Regions from separate parts of the Homo sapiens genome. Here region 1 is linked to region 2. The links are chromatin loops, found by intact Hi-C in ENCODE. Cell type or tissue: heart left ventricle. All regions are shown on one strand. Each heading gives the region's core, and the rest is flanking DNA. Links, peaks and the distances in the headings are about the cores only.

Region 1 (9,647 bases), core at 2,314-7,313, 69 kb after region 2:
AATGAGCACTACAAGGTGTCCCAGGCACAAGGTCCCTGACCTGGCTCCGCCCCTCACCAGGTGAGGACCTTAGGTCAGTGACTTTCCTTTTGTGTGCCTCAGTTTTCTCATCTTCGAAAGGAATAGTAATGAGGTTCCTAACCTCATTATGCTTCTGTAGGGACACAGAAAGTAAGGTGCTGGCAACTGTTCTTGTTACAGTACTAACAATCATGGCAGGCCTCCTGGAGGAGTGGAAAGCAGTGCACTATGGACTGAACTGTGTCCTCCCCTCCCCCAAATCCATATGTTGCAGCCCTAACCCCCAATGAGGCTGTATTTGGAGATGGGGCTTTTAGGGGGTAATTAAGGTTGAATGAGGTGATAAGAGTGGGGTTTGGATCCAATAGGACTGGTGTCCTTATAAGAAGAGACACCTGGGCCAGGCACAGTGGCTCATGCCTGTAATCCCAGCACTTTGGGAGGCCAAGACAGGTGGATCACCTAAGGTCAGGAGTTCAAGACCAGCCTGACCAACATAGTGAAAACCCATCTCTACAAAACTACAAAAATTAGCCGGGCATGATGGCATTTGCCTGTAATCCCAGCTACTCGGGAGGCTGAGGCAGGATAGTGACTGGAACTGGGAGGTGGAGGTTGCAGTGAGCCGAGATCACACCATTGCACTCCAGCCTGGGCGACACAGTGAGACTTCGACTCAAAAAATAAAAAGAAGAGACACCAGAGAGCTCACTCATCCTCCTCTCTCTGCATGCTCTGAGGAAGAGCCATGTGAGGCCAAAGCGGCCATCTACAAACTAGGAAGAGGGCCCTCGCCAGGAAACAAATCAGCTGGCACCTTAATCTTAGACCTTCTTGCCTCCAAGAATTAAGAGAAAATTAATTTCTGTTATTTAAGCCACCCAGTCTATAGTGTCTTGTTATGGCAGGCCCAGCGGCTAATACACAGTTCCAAGCTGCGCTTCCTCTCTCATTGCCCAGACTTTCCAGACAGGACTTTCTGCCTCCTGCTCTCTGAGGGCCCTCCCCCTCTAAACATGCAAATGTACTCACTCAGTTCCCAGGAAATGCGAAGCAGACAGCCCTGGAATTCAAAACAGCCTGCAGACTGCAGCCTCTTATTTTAATGATTCTAATTTATCTCCAGAATTATCAATAATAAATCAAACTAAGTGGAACTAAAACAACTTTCCCTGTGGCTGTGTCATGTTCTGTTGGAAAAGACGACCCCTTCAAAAGGCTGTGTTGATCACCAGCTCCTCCATCTGCCCAGCGAGCAGGTTCCCTGAAAAGGTGCTCAGTGACTTTCCTCCATGGAGAAAGACGTTTTCCATTTGTGCCTAACCAGCCATGCACAGTTTCAGGAGCACCACATATAACCCTCATTTAATTTAAGCTTATGGGTTAGGAATGAGTATGACCTCATTATACTAACGGGAAAACTGAGGCACAGAGGGGTTCAGTGAACCTTTCAAAGTCACAGAGCGGGGATACTAACCCAGCCCTCCCTAGCCCCAGTCCCACGTTCCCTCCCATGAAAAAGTTGCCTCTGAGCTGCAGATATCAGCTTGGTACCCTGGAAAAGGCTCAGGCTTTGGAATTCAGCATCTGGGTCTGAGTTCCTCCTCTGCCTTTAATGATGGGTAAGCATTCAGGGAAGTAGCTGAGTCTCACTGAGCTTCCTTTCCCATCTCTAAAAGTGGCAGCTTATCATGCTTAAAGGACAACCATGTAAGTAACTCCAGAGAGCCCCTAGAACAAAGAACACAGGAACAGCGTCCCTGGAGGTGATCCGTGGGGTGGTGGGGAATACATCCCTCAGCAGGTTGTAGGAAGACTGAATTAATAGTGGCAAATCACAAAGTAAAGTGCCTGTGACTTAATCAATAATCACAATTATCATTATTTATTATGATGTTTGTCTGGATTCTTGCCGATATTCACAAGCTGAACTTCAGGTGTAATAAGAACGGCATTGACGTACCACCTCCTGCTTAGCCAGTGGAATAATTGTAAATTATGGTCAGTAAAGGGGAATGTTCTTGAAACCATGGGAATTCAAAAGTACATCATCCAGCCTGAATGACTACTTTGGAAAATAAGGAAGATGAGGTCAAAGAAGTTGTAAAATTGTTGGAGGTCACACAAGCACCGTCTGGTGGAATCATGGTGAGAAGACGGGTCTCTCCTGTCCCTCAGCATCTTCCTTCCTGGACTTCCTCCCCAACAGAATAACAGCTCTGGTCTGTTGCACCACACTATGCAGTTGAAATGTTGCTTTCACCGATATTACTACTTTTTGGTCCTTGTTACATGTTGAATTATGTCCCCCAGAAAGAGATTTTGAAGTTCTAACCTCCTGTAGCGGTGTATTCCCCGCTACCCCCCACGGATCACCTCCAGGGGTGCTGTTCCTGTGTTCTCTCTTTTGGGAGCTCTTGGGAGTTACTTAGACGGTGGTGCTTTAATAATTATAAGCTGCCCTTTTTAGAGATGGGAAAGGAAGCTCACCCAGACTCAGCTACTTCCCTGAACACCTACCCATCGTTAAAGGCAGAGGAGAAACTCAGACCCAGATGTTGAACTCTTATTTGGAAATAGAATCTTTATAGCTGTAATCAACTTATGACAAGTCACACTAGAGTAGGGTAGACCCTAAATCCAGTATGACTGGTGGCCTGGAGAAGAGATGACAAAGGCAGAGATTGGAGTGCTGGGTCTGTAAACCAAGGGATGCCAAGGATTGCCAGCAACACCAGAAGTGAGGAGAAAGACGTGGAGCAGCTTCTCCTCATAGACCTTTAGAGAGAGCACAGCCCTGCTGACCCCTTGATTGCTGACCCCTTGATTTCTGACCCCAGCCTCCAGAAGTGTTTGAGAAGAAATTTCTGTGGCTTGAGGCCACCTGGTTTGTGGTACTTTGTTACAGCACCCCTAGCAAACTAATACAGTCCCCCCAAGCAGACACTGGAATAATGTTCCCTGCTTTTTCAGGCAAGAGTCCAATCTCAGAAGGTATGAATGGCTAAGACGTCACCAAACCCTCCTACCTCACTGCTCTCCAATCGCACTGGCCTCTTTCTCTTCCTCAAAGTCACCAGGGCCTTGGCACTTGATCCTCCTGTTGGGAACTGTGTTAGCCTGTTCTTCCTTTGCTATAAAGAAATACATGAGACTGGGTAACTTATAAAGAAAAGAGATTTAAATGGCTCATGGTTCTGCAGGCTATACAGAAAGCATTGTACTGGCATCTGCTCAGCTTCTATGGAGGTTTAGGAAGCTTCCAATCATGGTGGAATGTGAAGGGGGAGCAGGCACATCACATGGCCAGAGCAGGAGCAAGAGCATGGGTGGGGGGAGATACCACACCCTTTTAAACAATCAGATCTCACAAGGCCTCACTATCATGAGGACAGCACCAAGGGGATGAGGTTAAACCATTCATGAGAAATTCATCCCCATGATCCAATCACCTCCCACCAGGCCCCACCTCCAATGCTGGGGATTACAATTCAACATGAGATTTGAGCAGGGACAAATATACAAACTGTATCAGGAACACTCTTCCCAGACCTTGAAGTCAGCTGCCTCCTCCTTCCCCACCCCAGGCCTTTATCCAACATTACTCTTCAAAGAGGTCTCCCTCCCCCACCACTACCCACCTCAGTCCCTCTCTTTATATGATGCCCTCTCCTTCTTCATCCCTCTCAAGGCACCAGAGTGCTTATCACTTGGATATATGTTGATTATCTCTCTCCCTCCGCAAAAATATTTGCTTCTTTGAGGAACTGGAATTCTGTCTGTCTCTTTCTTTCCTGTCTTTTTAGATGGGAGCACATAACTGATGCTCAGTAAGTACCTGTTAATAGACTGGAAAGAGCAGGAGCTTTGAGATCAAACCTGTGTTCATAATTTAACTTCACCTTTTTTACTTTGGTGACTTTATTCGTGTTCTTAAACCTTCCTGGTGCTCAGTGTCCTTGTCTATCAAGTAAGAACAATAATAGACAACATCTACTGAGCTTTTCTTTGTGCCAGGTGCTGTCCTAAGCATTCGAAAGGCATGAATGCATTTAAACTTCACAAAAACCATATGGTAGAGGTACAGTTGTTATGCCCATTTTACAGTAGAAGAAACAGACAGAGAAGCTGAGTAACATCCCCAACATTCACACACTGCACTGGAATTTGACTTCTTCTTTGACCAGAATGCCTGCACTTAAGCATTAGGATTTGCTCTTCCAACAGTGCCAAGGATTTTTATCTCATTAGGCGGTAGTGAGGACTGGAAATGATTCATGTACAGTACTGAGTGTGGCCCCTAGCATATAATTCGAGATCAACTTATAAAACTCATCAAAGTGTTGCTGACATTTTGCAACTCTTGTTACAACACTCAAATCCAGTGTCTTGTTACTCTTGTTTTCTACTTTCTTCAGTGGTTCATTAATCAGTGCTCCACCCTTTATTTTACCCTATGTGCTAGCCATTGGAATCCACAGGCAAATTTTGGTACTGCAATTGGCCCAACAGGGGACTGGGAGAGATTCCTCTATCTCGGATTCAACAGAGCTCAGTTTTGTTCAACAAACTCCCTTTGAGCCCCTAATTATGTCCCAGGCACCGCAGCAACCAGGGCACAGGGAACAGGCCTTCAACTCCAGCCTGCCAATATTTAATTTTCCAGCTTCACATTCTAACCCAGGTTTGCACAAGAAGAAAGAAAGCCCGATCATGAGAGCATCGGCAGTAGACACTACCCCCGATTTTTTTTTTTTTTTTTTTTTTTTTTTGGAGACAGAGCCTTGCTCTGTCACCCAGGCTGGAGTGCAGTGGCATAATCTCAGCTCATTGCAACCTCTGCCTTCTGGGTTCAAGTGATTCTCCTGCCACAGCCTCCCAAGTAGCTGGGATTAAAGGCGTGTGCCACCACGCCAGGCTAATTTTTGTATTTTTAGTAGAGACGGGGTTTCATCATGTTGGCCAGGCTGGTCTCGAACTCCTGACCTCAAGTGATCTGCCCACCTCAGTCTCCCAAAGTGCTGGGATTAAAGGCATGACCAACTTTATGACATGAGGGACAAGCATTAGACAGAAATCAGAAGACTTGGGCTCCAATCCTCAGTAGATAGGATGGGCTGGTAGGTAAACAAGGGCTTTACAGTCAGACACACATGGGTTAAAATCCAAATCTGCTAACTGGCCACATGATTTCTGAGCTCTTTAAGCTCGCTGAGCCTGTTTCTTCATTGTAAAATAGGAGCCACAGTATTGCCCATTTTGCAGGACTTTCTAAAGGATTACATGTAACATACATGTAGTACGTACTTAATAAACGGTGGCTACTATTACTACTCTTATTACCAGTGGTATCATCTTGAGTAAGTCAATTACTCATAATTACTCTCTTTGAGGTCTGGCCTCTCATCTATAAAACAAGGTTAATAATCCTCATTCTTAAAGAGATGTTGGGATAACTTAATAAAACACGTATGTTAAAAGCCATACCATAGAGGTGGTGGTTGCACAACATTGAGAATGTACTTCAATATCTGCACAGGCCTGGTGCTGGCAGTGCCCTTTGTACTGAGGTGTTGGAGCAGGACAACAGTGAAGTTCATTAGGAATGCAACCCAGGGTGGGCTGCTGGGGTCCATCCTGTCTGAGGGGCCAGGAGTGGAGCCCACACTCACTCAAGTCCCACTTTGGGGCAAGCCTGAGCGCCCAGCTGTTCTGTGGAGGCACAGACACTCGCCCTCAACAAGAAAACCATTTCAGAATCATTTCTTGAATGACCCAGAAAGGCCACTGTGCCAGTCTGTCCATTTCATTTTAACAGGAAATAATCAGGTACTTTTCCTGGCTTGGAGCAAGAATGGATCCTCTTTACTGTATTTAAAAAAAAAAAAAAAAAAAAAAAAAAAAAAAAAGGCCAGGCGCGGTGGCTCACGCCTGTAATCCCAGTACTTTGGGAGGCCGAGGTGGGCAGATCACGAGGTCAGGAGATCGAGACCGTCCTGGCTAACATGGTGAAATCCCGTCTGTACTAAAAATGCAAAAAATTAGCCAGGCGTGGTGGTGAGCGCCTGTAGTTCCCAGCTACTCGGGAGGCTGAGGCAGGAGAATGGCGTGAAACCTAGGAGGCAGAGCTTGCAGTGAGCCAAGATCACACCACTCCACTCCAGCCTGGGCAACAGAGCGAGACTCTGTCTCAAAAACAAACAAACAAAAAAAACACTCATGGACACAGGGAGGGGAACATCACACACACACAGAGGCCTGTTGGGGGGATGGGGGCCAAGGGGAAGGAGAGCATTAGGACAAATACCTAATACATGCGGGGCTTAAAACCTAGATGACGGGTTGATAGGTGCAGCAAACTACCACGGCACATGTGTACCTATGTCACAAACCTGCACGTTCTGCACACATATCCCAGAACTTAAAGTAAAATAAAAAATAAAAATAAAAAAGAGAAAGAGAGTGAATGTACTTAACGCCACTGAATTATACACTTAAAAATGGTTAAAATGGTAAATTTTGTTATATATATTTTACCACAATGAAAAAACTGAAAATTAGAAAAACCAACAAAATAAGCCATTCCAGTTGGGATTCCTATTTATAAACAACAGAGCCCACTCTAGCTAGTTTAGCAGAAAGTGAATTTATGAGAATGTCAGGGCACTCACAGATCTCCAAGTGGGTCAGGAATCAGTCTCAGAGGCTGTGCAGCCAGGACCTGCCTCAGTAAAAGCTCCACAATGTCACAAGGGCACTAACCCCACACAGCTCAGCTTGGCTGGAGCCTCAGCCAAGCAGGACACGCCTGCCATCACCGTCACTGAGTGGATTCTGCATGGCTCCTGTTCCTTCACTTCACTCCACTCCCTTGAAAGTCCAGGTTTTGGCCGGGCGCGGTGGCTCACGCCTATAATCCCAGCACTTTGGGAGGCCAAGGTGGGCGGATCACCAGGTCAGGAGATCGAGACCATCCTGGCTAACACTGTGAAACCCCGTCTCTACTAAAAAATACAAAAATTTAGCCGGGCGTGGTGGCGGGCACCTGTAGTCCGAGCTACTCGGGAGGCTGAGGCAGGAGAGTGGCGTGAACCCGGGAGGCGGAGCTTGCAGTGAGCTGAGATCGCACCACTGCACTCCAGCCTGGGCAACAGAGTGAGACTCCATCTCAAAAATTAAAAAGAAAGTCCAGGTTTTGCACAGACCTGGACTTTCTAACTGCACTTGCTTTCCGTGTTGTCATGATCAAGGTCATATGCCAGGACTATGGTTGCAAGGAAAGCAAGTCAATGTACCATGTCTTAGGATGCATGAACTTCCGTGGTGGGGAATTCCCAAGTATAAGGAAAGTGTGCACAGATACTGTGCCACCAAAAGTCCCCTAAAAGTCCATTTCAGGGGCTTTGAAACCCAAGCTGACTTGGGTTTTAATACCAGCTCTAGTAATCGCAGGCCATATAATTTGCAGCAAATAATCTCTCTGATTCTCAGTTTCCTCATCATGAGAGAGGAGTATTAACACCTACTTTCAGAGATTTTATTCAAATCTTGAAAATAATACATCCAAAATTACAGCATATTATAGGTCCTTCCTCCACACGCCCAACAAACGCAATTGAGCAATTGGACAGGAAAACTTTTTGACAACGTACCACCATGAATGGCCTTAATGCTGGCGATCTCTGCCATGGGATATTGTCTTTTCCATGAACATGCCAGACACCATCTTCATAAAAAGAAAGTCAATCTTGACGTGTCTTAGTCCATCTGTGCTGCTATAACAAAAATACCTTAAAATAGGTGGCTTATAAACAACAGAAATATATTTTTCACAATTCTAGAGCCTGGGGAGTCCAAGGTGAAGACAGTGGAACATTTCATGTCTGGTGAAGGTCCATTCCCTGTAGACGGCACTTTCTCACTGTAACCTCACATGGCAGAAGGAGTGAGGTAGCTCTCTGGGGTCTCTTTTGTAACAGCACTAATCTGACAGCCTTCATGACTCAGTCACCTCCCAAAGACACTACGTCCTAATACCATCACCTTGAGGGTTAGAATTTTGATACACGAATTTGAGGAGAACACAAACCTCTAGACAATAGCATGAGGCAACTTGCAGACTTCCCGCTGAATAAGACCATGGCAGACACAAAAAAGACCCCAGTTCCAGGGGAGAGAATAGCCTAGCTGAGGGTGAGGGCTGAGCAATAGGAAGCTCTTCCATTGCAGGGGCATGTGCCTATGCATGGCCTGGAAGAGAAGAAATGCAGCATGCATGTCCCAGCAAAGGGACATATGACATAACCTCAATTAAGTGCCAGAGGTCACACAGTCCAGCCTTGGAATGGTCTTTTTGTTTATTTGTTTTTTGTGTTTTTGAGACAGAGTCTCACTCTGTCGCCCAGGCTGAAGTGCAGTGGCACAATCTCGGCTCACAGCAAGCTCCGCCTCCCGGGTTCACACCATTCTCCTGCCTCAGCCTCCCGAGTAGCTGGGACTACAGGTGCCCGCCACCACGCCCAGCTAATTTTTTTGTATTTTTAGTAGAGATGGGGTTTCACCATGTTAGCCAGGATGGTCTCAATCTCCTGACCTCATGATCCGCCCACCTCAGCCTCCCAAAGTGCTGGGATTACAGATGTGAGCCACCGCACCTGGCCTGGTATGGTCTTTTAATGAGTCCTGCATCAGAAGTATTTCCAATCTGTATCTGAATCTTCCAAAATACATTGCAGAAGACCCAAATCCTAATACATAGCCACACTCTTTATAGTTCTTATTTCCCATTCCTCCCAGTCTCCAATTCTCTCATCCTCAGCAGCTGCCCCAAAGCCTCTTTCCTTCTCTCACTGCTCTACCTCGAGATTCCTCCTGAAATCACAGCAGGGGCTCTCATTTTTCTACCCTTTTCCACACTAATTTTCTTTTCCTTTCTCCTTTACAAACCGAATCTACCCAGACTAGCACCTCCGTTTTTTTCCAGATGACTCCGTGTGTGTGTGTGTGTGTGTGTGTGTGTGTGTGTGTGTGTGTGTGTGTGTGTGTGTGTGTCTTGGGCAGGGCAGGAAAATCACCTCCATCAGACAAAGCTGGAGGTTTCCTTCATGTGCAGAGAGAAAGTGGGCACGACTCTGCATACATTAACAATTTTGTCTCTGTTATATACATTTTTGGAGATGACAATTAAACCTGTGAGTGAATTTGGTCAATCATAAGGTCTGGCAACAACCTTGAACGGAGGTTTGCATCTTAGAATTCTCTAACTATGATAGATTGAAAAAATGGCCACAGTGCTTTCCAGCTTCTCCCATCAAGAAGCCTGCTGCCCACCTGTTGAATCTTGTAAGGTCTTGTGACTTGCCTTGGCCAAGTGAATATGGCAGCCGTAGCACTGTCTGAGTCCTGAGCCTAGGTCTCAGTCAGCTTTGCAGCTTCTGCTTTTGCAGCTTTGGCAAACTAGACACAGAGTATGAGACGTACCAGGCTAGCCTGCTAGATGAACAGAGACAGTGGCCCAGCCTCCTCTATTACTCCAGCCAACAGACAGGCAGCCCCCAGGAACAGAGCTTCCTAGATGACCAGCAGCTGGCCACAGAGACGTGTGTGAGACCAGCCAGGACCAACAG
Region 2 (9,647 bases), core at 2,551-7,550:
ATCACCATCCCAGAAACTCCCATCCTTGAAGGAAAAACTGGAAAAACTTAGGAGTCCAGAGGAAAGGGGCAAAGTCAAGCCCCCAGAATAGTTGCCTTCCCTTCTAGCCCAGACAAAAGTAGCTCTCGCAGTCTCCACATTCACTACTGGCCCAGCCTAGCTCACCCCCGTAGGAAATGTCACAGAAATCTGAGGCCAACAAACACCCAGTGAGAAATCAAGGGCAGCCACTGCCTCAACTGTCCTCTTCCCTATTGGGGTGATCATGGATCTTAAGGAACTTTTCAGGGGCTGGGGATCTTGGCCAACTCTCTCTCCATTAAACATAGCTAAGGAGTTCATGACAGGAGACAGGCAGGTGGGTGACAATTTAAAAATAAAGGAAAACAATAGCAAAGCACGCACTAGGTACTGCCGTGAGCAAGGATGCCTTCGAATGCTTAACCTGCATCCTATTTGGAATCCCAGCACTATTGGACATGTGCAGTAGGGTCTCCGTTTTGCAGATGACAAATTCAGGGTCAGAGAGGGCAGGTAAGTTGCCTGATATCACACAACTGGCCAGACCTTTCCAAATAGCCTCATCTGGCTCCTAAGCAGTCACAGAGATGGGCCCATGTTGGCCAACACCAGTGAAGACCCTTTGAGGTTGAATTTGTAGACTGTCTCCTAATACCCACAGTCCTGGAGCTGTGCTCTGAGGAGCTGGGGTCACTCATGGCACTGTTGCACACAAGGATATCTGACCTGGCTCCTGGGAACATTTTGCATCTGCCAGGCAAGGCCAAGGGAAACTCCTCCCGCATTTGCTTTTTGTAAAGGAGATTTTGGAGGGTTAAGTTTCCAGCCTCAACAGGCTTATCAGAGAAACTCCCTCTGCTACACAGTGAATCACAGAATAAAGTCAAACCAGCTGGCAACCCTGCTGTGCAGGGAGCCTGAACTTGATTCAGAATCCAGGGGATGAGCAGAGGGTAATGAGACTGGTGGGAGAAGGGGAAGCTAATGGGAAGGACTCATTTCTTGCTTTGTAGGGGCTGCTGCCAGACAGGGTGAGGAGGCACCCAAGACTGACAGCTTCTGCTTATGGATTTCAGCCACACAATGATATTTTGCTTCCCCAAGCACACCCTCAACGTGACCTATATTTGGGTGTAATAAAAATTGCATGCTGGGTGGATTTTCTTAGCAACACATGTTCTTCTGACCTTGCCTGCCAGTTCCTAGGCCCTAAGTGCACAAGGCAGCAGATCATACAGATGCACCCTCTGCCTCCATTCAACCAAGGTCAGTAGCCAACTGTGGGCCAGTCCCAGCGCTTCTCATGAGCCTTTGCACCAAACTCAGCCCAAGGAGATCCTGAGTAGCTGCTCTGGGTCAGTAGAGAATGTCTTTCTAGTTGGAGAAGCCAGCATCTCACCCATGGAGGTATTTTATTATCACTAGATTGCCAAAATGCTCTGCTCATCAAGAAATAAGAAGAGGGGGCTCCGTTTTCCTCCCATCACACCTGTTTCTCCCAGTTGCCCTCATTCAGAGGGCAAGTAGTACATTTCTCAGAACAGTATACAAATTCTCAGATCCAGCCCGATCAGCTCTGTTTCCCTCAATGCTGCCCCACTTGCCCCTGCCTTTCTCGTGCTTTCTCCAAGGCCCTGACTCCAGCCTCACCCTTCTACCTTGATGCACCAACTGGCCATCTTCCCAGTTTCCCATCTTTGGCTTTATTTCCTGAGCTCTCTCATCTTACCTCTGGCAGAGCTCAGCACAGACTGATAATTCAGTAATAAACCTTCAGTCTGGCATGTCCAAGACAGTTACCATGTAATCTAATTGGAGAGGGAAACCCTGGATGAATCTGTTTCATTGCTTCTCATTACCCATTACAATTGGATAATTTTGAGTCCTGAAGACTTTTCAATTCAGTTTAGTGGGCATATACTATACACCTATTATACACTTATTATACATCTACTAGATATGTGTATAGCACTGGGCTGGATGCCCTATGAGACAGATGATGGCACAGAATGTTGGTGCTCAGAGAAACCAGCAAAAGAAATTCTTAATACGTAACCTATGGAGCCCTGGGGTTATTACATGGATGGTTCCAAGTTCTCTAAAAACAAGACAGAAATTTTTATTTCATAAATTTCCCTCATGCTACGTTGTAAATTGCCTGTCTGGGAAAACATTTTTATGTCAAATTATATTGTTAAGGTACTGTTTTCCTCTTAACAAGTACTATAATCATGGTCATCATTTTATGGTATTTAGAATAGAATCTCAAAGTGATAGGAAAGAAGAAAACCTACTTGCAATTATGACTCCAACATGGCTGGTCTAAATCAGTCCTAGCTTGACCTTGAAAATGTCAGCAAAGCTCACCTTGCCCATACTTTCATCACCAAACACGGCAGAGCTCCAACGTGGCTGTCCTTTTGAATGACTGTGATCTTGCCACAGAAAGCTTAGAGCCAATCTAACTGAATTGTCACCTGACCTTTGCCCATTCTTAATCTAACATTGGACAGTATAAGTCACTGGAAAAAGAATGCTCAAAGCAAAGTCTACAGTGTTCTCCTGAATAGCAATGGCAACAACAATAACAATTAAAAAACAACACAGCAAGAATAATGGCTAACCTTCATTGAGTGCTGATTAAGTACCAGGCATTCTGCCAAGGACTATACATATCATAGTTCACTTAATTCTTTTAACACACACACACACACACACACACACCACATTAGATATTCTGTCATTCTTCACGTTTCAGATTTTTAAAAGACTAAGGCCTAGAAAGATTAAGTAGCTTTCCCAAGGCCACACAGCTGGGAAAGGGGAAACCAAGATGCAAATCTTTTTTCACCTACCTCAGAGGACAGCACTGTACCTCAAAGCTATAGCATCTTGCCCGCCACTCTCCTTAATCTTGGAGTAGTGGGTTCCTGTGTTCCATTATTGGGAGAGAAATTTACTGGTGAACAAATGGATGATATCTTGATGCTGTAGGTGACATGGAATGGCTGATGAAGCTAACGTGGTTGCCCTAGGCTGCTGTGGAGCTACGAACAGTTGTCTGTTCTCTTCAACCCATTGGTGGAGGCACCAATCCCATTTCCCGGTGCCAGCATCAGCTCCTCTATCTCCTATGGTGATCTATTTCCCAGACCACAGCACAACCAGCCCCCTCCCCTGCCCCAGAAGTAACTACATCAACCTACTACTGCCTCTAGCTGCATGTTTGGTGGGAATGATTCTTAACTTGAAAAAACTGCAATAATACTAAAACTTGTATTTGGCCCACCACAGAAGCCTTATCTGTAAGATGTAGAAGGTTCTATGGGAGAATTCTGTGACATTAACTGAAATGCTCTTCACCTGTATTTCACAACCCTGCCCTTCACCCCCTGCACCATGCCAACCAGCAGCAAAAACTTTCTGTATGTCCTACCCTCAGTGGAAAAGGATAATACAGCCTAAAACAAAACTCGACTGAGTTTTAGAATGCCAGTTTTACAGCCGTAACAGTGACAGCAGTCTTAACAGCCTTGAGAGAATACTCAAGAGCTGATCTTTGAAAAAAAGAAGGCATGGGCATTAAATAAATGATAAAGAAGCCTGAGAGGAGAGGTAACATATATGACATGGGCTAAGAAGAGGAGACAGGTTACCATACATTTGGAAGAGGGAAGTAAGAGAGTTGGTTATTGAAGTAAGTTCCAGAGGAAAGGACCACATTCTCACTCTTGCCCTTTCCACTTAAATCTGGAAAGGAGAGAGGATTCACAGAAACACCAAATGTCTTGGGGAGATCTCAGAGCATAAAATATCTGTATCTTCCCCTCCAGGGTCCCTTGGGGAGTCTGCAAACCTTGCAGAGAGGTTGTTCCCAGCAAGGCACAAGAGTGGTAGAGTTAACAATGGCAGAGGAAGGAGTCTTGATGGATGGGCCTGAAAGTGGCCTCACAGAATGGTGTCCCATGCACCCCAGTGGGGAAATGGGGGGAAAAGACACTAAGAGTTGCAAAGCGATTGAGGGGAGAGCAGAAGGGCTAAGAGATTGTAACTGGCCCAAAGGGGCCTGAGTTAGGATGAAGAAGAAACAGAAAGCATGGCCTATCAGTGGGAGACCACATAGTACCACAGACACCACAGAAGCAAATGTCAACACATGGTGATAGGGACCCACCTTCTTCAGATATTTCATCAGAGATCAGCACGAACAAAGGATGATCATGGACCAGATGCCCTATGCCCATCTGATTCCTGTCCCTTGAGGAGAAACAAAGGAAAAAGGAGAAGCTAAGCATCTTGAGTTAATTGTGTATTTGTCCCAAAGAGACTGAGTATTAAACTAGACTTGGCTGAGCATACTTGGTTTTGCAAGATTAAGTTTTTTGCCCTTATGGAATTGGAGGCATGAGAGCTAAGACACTGTTTTATACAGAAATAAAGCAAATTAACATCTTTACAAACCTGAGTTGGGGTTTTTGTGTTTTTGGTTGTTTGTTTGTTTGTTGAGGCGGAGTCCCGCTCTGTTGCCCAGGCTGGAGTGCAAAGGCGTGATCTCGGCTCACTGCAACCTCCACCTCCCGGGCTCAAGTGATTCTCTCGCCTCAGCCTCCCAAGTAGCTGGAATTACAGGCACCCACCACCACGCCCAGCCAATTTTTGTATTTTTAGTAGAGACAGGGTTTCACCATGTTGGCCAGGCTGCTCTCAAGCTCTTGATCTCAGGTGATCTGCCTGCTTCGGCCTCCCAAAGTGCTGGGATTACAGATGTGAGCCACTGAGCCCCGCCCAAACCTTAGTTTTGAGGACTGTTGTGACCATGAAAATTCAGCCCCCAACAAGTGCTCATGGAATTGCTAAGGAAAAATAAAAAGCACATAAACAGCTTCATTTTAGGGCATGGTCAAGCTACTTCGGGTCTTGGAACACTAGAAAAAAAAAATAGAAGCATCACTTCTGTTACACGGCATTCACTCCCAAGACATCAAATTTTCTCCAGTATTTTGAAATAGGTCATGGAATTGACAGCCATTTCTCTTCATCTTGCAGCAGTATGTAACTACTGATGTATTTCAATGAAGCTAATTCCTGGGTTTTTAATTTATTTTCACTTACACTATCAATGAAGAAGTCCTATTTTGCAAGTCCCATTGGGAATCTTCTCTTACCATCCACATGTTCACAATGATAAATGGTTTCATTGCCAAGCAATTTACTTAGAGGGAAAAAACGACACTCAGGGCACACACAAACGTAAGTATCTTCATTGCTTGGAAACACATCTGGGATAAGGGGGACCATTTTTCTCCCTCTCATAGCATTCCCACCTAGGCTTATAAATAGTAACATTTTCCCTCTCTTTCCACTTTTTTCTTTATTCCCATGATGGGAAAGGAAGTATCTAGCATTCAGTGATACAATTTTTCCCTACAGAGCAGAGGAAAAGAGTCTCTACCTAGCCCTCTTCCTTGTGTTTTTTTTTTTTTCTCTCTGGCATCCACCTACTCAAAACACACACACATTTTTAAGCTCCTGCAGGGGGACAGCTTCAATTCCAGATGATTACTTTCATTCTAGGAGAGGATTATAGAAAGTCTGTTCAGACTACAAATGCAAAATGGGTTCCCATTCTAACTTCACCAATAATTAAGCTGGTATTTGATCTGCCCCATTTGACCCCAGTGTACTTCTCTCAATTGGCTCTAAACTCAAAAGTGGGAGAAAGGTATAATATATTGGCCCCTTAACTCTTAAAAGGCTTTTGTGTTTTGCAAATATGGTAGATTAGAAAAATGGCCACAGATTAATCTCCTTCCCATATCCACAGCTTCACAAGGTAGTGTTTCTCACCAATAGTTGGAGTTTGGGTCCATGCCTTGAATGTGGGCTGACTAGTACCTTGCTTTGACCAGTAGGACAGGGGCAAAGGAACAAAAACAAATACTTGAAAAGTACTTGTTCTTGTTCTCACAGGCTTGCTCTCCGGCTATTCATGGAAGCCAGCCACCATGTGAACAAGCCCAGGCTAACCACCTGGAGGATAAGAAACCAACATGGAGAGTGAGCTCAGACATGCCAACAATCAAGACCAGGCTAGCTACTACAAACCAGCAGGCCCTTGCCAATCCACCAGCAGGAATGCAGATGCATGCACAAGCCCAGTTGAGATCAACTGAGCGCAGCTCAGACCAGAAGAACCATCAGCTGTGCCCAGCCCAAACCGCCAATCCACAAAATCATGAGCCAAATTAATGGCTGTTGCTTAAGCACTAAATTGTAAGAGAAGTGATACAGTGAAGAAAAAAGCATCAGATGACATTGCCCCTTGGTTGCTTTCTATATCGGTGTGCTCAAGTGTCAGATCCAGCTGATCAACCTCAGAGAACTTCCTGTTATCCTCTCCTTGAACCACCTTTTTAATACTTAATCAAGAAACAGGAGTAGAACTCAGAAGCCCTTATCTTGGGAGGCTCACCAGATTCTAGACACTAAGTCTTAAAGCACTCAATGGAACTTCTGGCATATAGTCACTATTATCATTATTGTTATTATTACTTTGCAGATTAAAATGCTCTTTCTCAGAATAATCTGACAGGGAGAAATTCTTGGTGGACATTTTTGGCAAGTTGGATAAAGTAGTGGTTTGAATTCAAGCCCGGCATTCACCGTTATGGACACTGCCAAAAAGTTCCTAGCATTTCAGCAATTTTCACTCTTCTGAAAGAACTAGGAGGTGGAAAATTATCCTGTTTCCCAGTCAAGAAAAAATGTTTTTGTAGACTGTTGTACACAGTGACAAAACCTTGTCTGTTTCTCCATAAGCAGAAATCTGTAGACACCAGGAAATATAGCAGAATTCTTCTGAGGTTTACTAGTGTGTAGACAGCCTTACGATTGAACTGGATTCATAATCCTTACCTTGCTGACACAGATGGCATCAAGAATGCAGAGCCAACCTCATTAACTCTAGGACAAAGGGGATTATACAAAATAAATTAAACTCAAAGAATCTTAGAGGATTCTGGGCCTCCTTGACACACATCTGACCTTGTGTGGCAAAGTGAGTTCTGGAAACAATAATGGGGTTTGTTACTTACCTTTCTGAGTCACAGTTTGGGGACTTGTTGCCAAAAAAACAATGTTGAAATGATTAGATTGCTGAAATGATGCTGTCATGCAAAGACAGCTCCAACATTTCTATTTCTTTTTTAAGTCAAACAACAGCAGGCTCCTCACTGAAATGTTACTTTTCAGCAGAATTTCAATTTACATTTTTCATTCATTTGCAAAATTTGGATTTATTGCTTTTTTAAGGAAGAAAGCAGTAATATTTTGTGGAGGAAGGCAGGAAATGAGACAAATAATTTTTTGTAAGACTTGTTTGTATGGTCTGTCCATATGAAAAAAATGAAATTCCCATGCAATAAAATAAATTACAAGCAAAAGTTTGTTGGTATATAGTTCCATGTATGTTTCTGCAGAGAGAAATGATAGCTTTTTATCAGTTGATCAGAAGGGGGGGAAAAGGATTAAAAATATTTATCAGAAAGAGGAAATGGGCAATAATATAGCAGTTAAAAAATGTGTTCAGGAGCCAGCTTTTTTTACTTTTTGCCACTTACTAGTAGAGTGATTTAGGAAAATAAAAATATGTCTGAGTTGTTTTAGTAAGAATGTGGCTAATAATGCTTATCCAATAGGGGAGTTGTAAAAATTTGATCAGATCAGATATATAACTGGGATATAGTAGGCACTCAGTAAACAACAATGTACTTTCTGTCCTCTAATTGAGCCCCTTGTGTTGTATTTAAAATCTCTCACAATCCAAACCCAACACAAATTCTCAAGAGTTTCATCTATCAACACTCTATATGTTTTTGTCATATATCCCAGCAGCCCTGGCCTGCTATGTGGTTTCTGTCAACTTCCCTAACCCCTTCTTACCAGTAAAATAGGTATCTACCTCATGGAATCACCATGAGGATCAAATGACATTATATATACAAAGAACTTGGACCAGGGCAGAGTGTATGATAAGCACTCAATAAATATTAACTAAATATTACACTTATTATCCTCATCATCATTATTAGGTACCACACCCTGACCTCTCCTTTCTCTGTATCATCATAGATGACACTTTATTTTTCTCGGCTTTCCTACATCCTGCTCATGTGTAAGTCTCAATTCACTGATCCCTCCCAGGAATGGCTGAGCCACCATGCCCCCTGATCCATGTGCCTCTCCTATCTCACATACCATATCACTCTATGGTTCCCTGCTCATCTGTCTGTCCCTCTAGCTAGTCTGTGAGCTTCTAAGGGCAAGAATGGTGCTTTGTTCATCTCTGTACTGCCAGGGCCCAGCACACAGCCTGGCTTATGGCAACTGTTCAGTGAATAATGGTGCAATTGAGAGAAAGAATAAATGTATGGATTCTATCTCCTTCCAAACAAGCATAGCTCTTATTTAATTTCTTCATTTATTTTAACTATTTTAGTTTTTGGTGGAAAAAAATGATTTAAACTGGTGTCTTAATCCATCCATTCAGGTTGTTAATAACAAAATACCATCGACTGGGTGGCTTATAGACCACAGAAATTTATTTTTTACAGTTCTGGGAAGTCCAAGGTAAAGACAGAAGAATAGTTGGTGTCTGGTGAGGACTTTCTTCCTGGCTCATAGATGGTGCCTCCTCACTGTGTCCTCACATGGTGGAAGAGACTAGTCAGCTCTCTGGTGTCTCTTTTAAGAGCACTAATTCTATTTATGAGGGCTGTAATCTCATGACCTAATCATTTACCAAAGACTTCACCTTTTGATACCATCACTGATATGGTTAGGCTTTGTGTCCCCACCCAAATCTCATCTTGAATTGTAAGCCCCATAATCCCCATAATGTCCACGTGTCAAGGGAGAGACCAAGGGAAGGTAACTGAATCATGGAGAAAGTTTCCCCCATGCTGTTCTCATGATACTGAGTGAGTTCTCACAATATCTGATGGTTTTATGAGACTCTTTTCCCTTCACTTGGCACTTCTTTTTCCTGTCACCTTGTGAGGAAGGTGCCTTGCTTCCCTTTCACCTTCCACCATGATTGTAAGTTTCCTGAGGCCTCCCCAGCCATGCTGAACTGTGAGTCAATTAAACCTCTTTCCTTTATAAATTACCTAGTCTTAGGCAGTTCTTTATAGCAGTATGTAAACAGACTAATACAGTAAATTAGTACCACAGAGAGTCGGGTGCTGCTATAAAGATACCCAAAAATGTTGAAGCAACTTTGAAACTGGGTAACAGGCAGAGGTTGGAACAGTGAGAAAGTTTGTAACTTCCTAGCAACTTGTTGAATTCCTTTGACCAAAATGCTGGTAGTGAAATGGATGATGAAGTCCAGGCTGAGGTGGTCTCAGACAAAGATTAGGAACTTCTTGATAACTGGAATACAGGTGATTATTGCTATGCTTTAGCAAAGAGACTGGCAGCATTTTGACCCTGCCTTAGAGATCTCTGGAAATTTAAACTTGAGACAGATAATTTAGGGTATCTGGCAGAAGAAATTTATAAGCAGCAAAATGTTCAAAAGGTGACTTGGGTGCTCTTAAAAGCATTCAGTTTTATGCATTCCAAAA

Evidence for each region. Peaks named below come from ENCODE experiments on the same cell type or tissue, not always from the same donor. Only the 100,000 strongest peaks of a DNase experiment are listed, where the experiment ranks them.
Region 1: it touches region 2 in a loop (2.5-fold over the local background); 2 of 110 quality-filtered maps call a loop at or near these places.

What each region holds. Positions count from the first base shown.
Region 1 is chr22:34,949,641-34,959,287 of GRCh38, forward strand. All of the region lies in intron 1 of LINC02885 (long intergenic non-protein coding RNA 2885), which reads right to left. It overlaps LOC105373015 (a long non-coding RNA gene), which reads right to left and starts at 3,142. Exons shown (of 3, transcript XR_938205.1): 1 at 3,051-3,142. RefSeq lists enhancers at 204-705, 706-1,205. In heart left ventricle, for the core only: no CTCF peak of the experiment used is centred there; no DNase peak of the experiment used is centred there.
Region 2 is chr22:34,879,946-34,889,592 of GRCh38, forward strand. All of the region lies in intron 3 of LINC02885 (long intergenic non-protein coding RNA 2885), which reads right to left. It overlaps LOC124905109 (a long non-coding RNA gene), which reads right to left and starts at 4,280. Exons shown (of 2, transcript XR_007068083.1): 1 at 4,196-4,280. In heart left ventricle, for the core only: no CTCF peak of the experiment used is centred there; no DNase peak of the experiment used is centred there.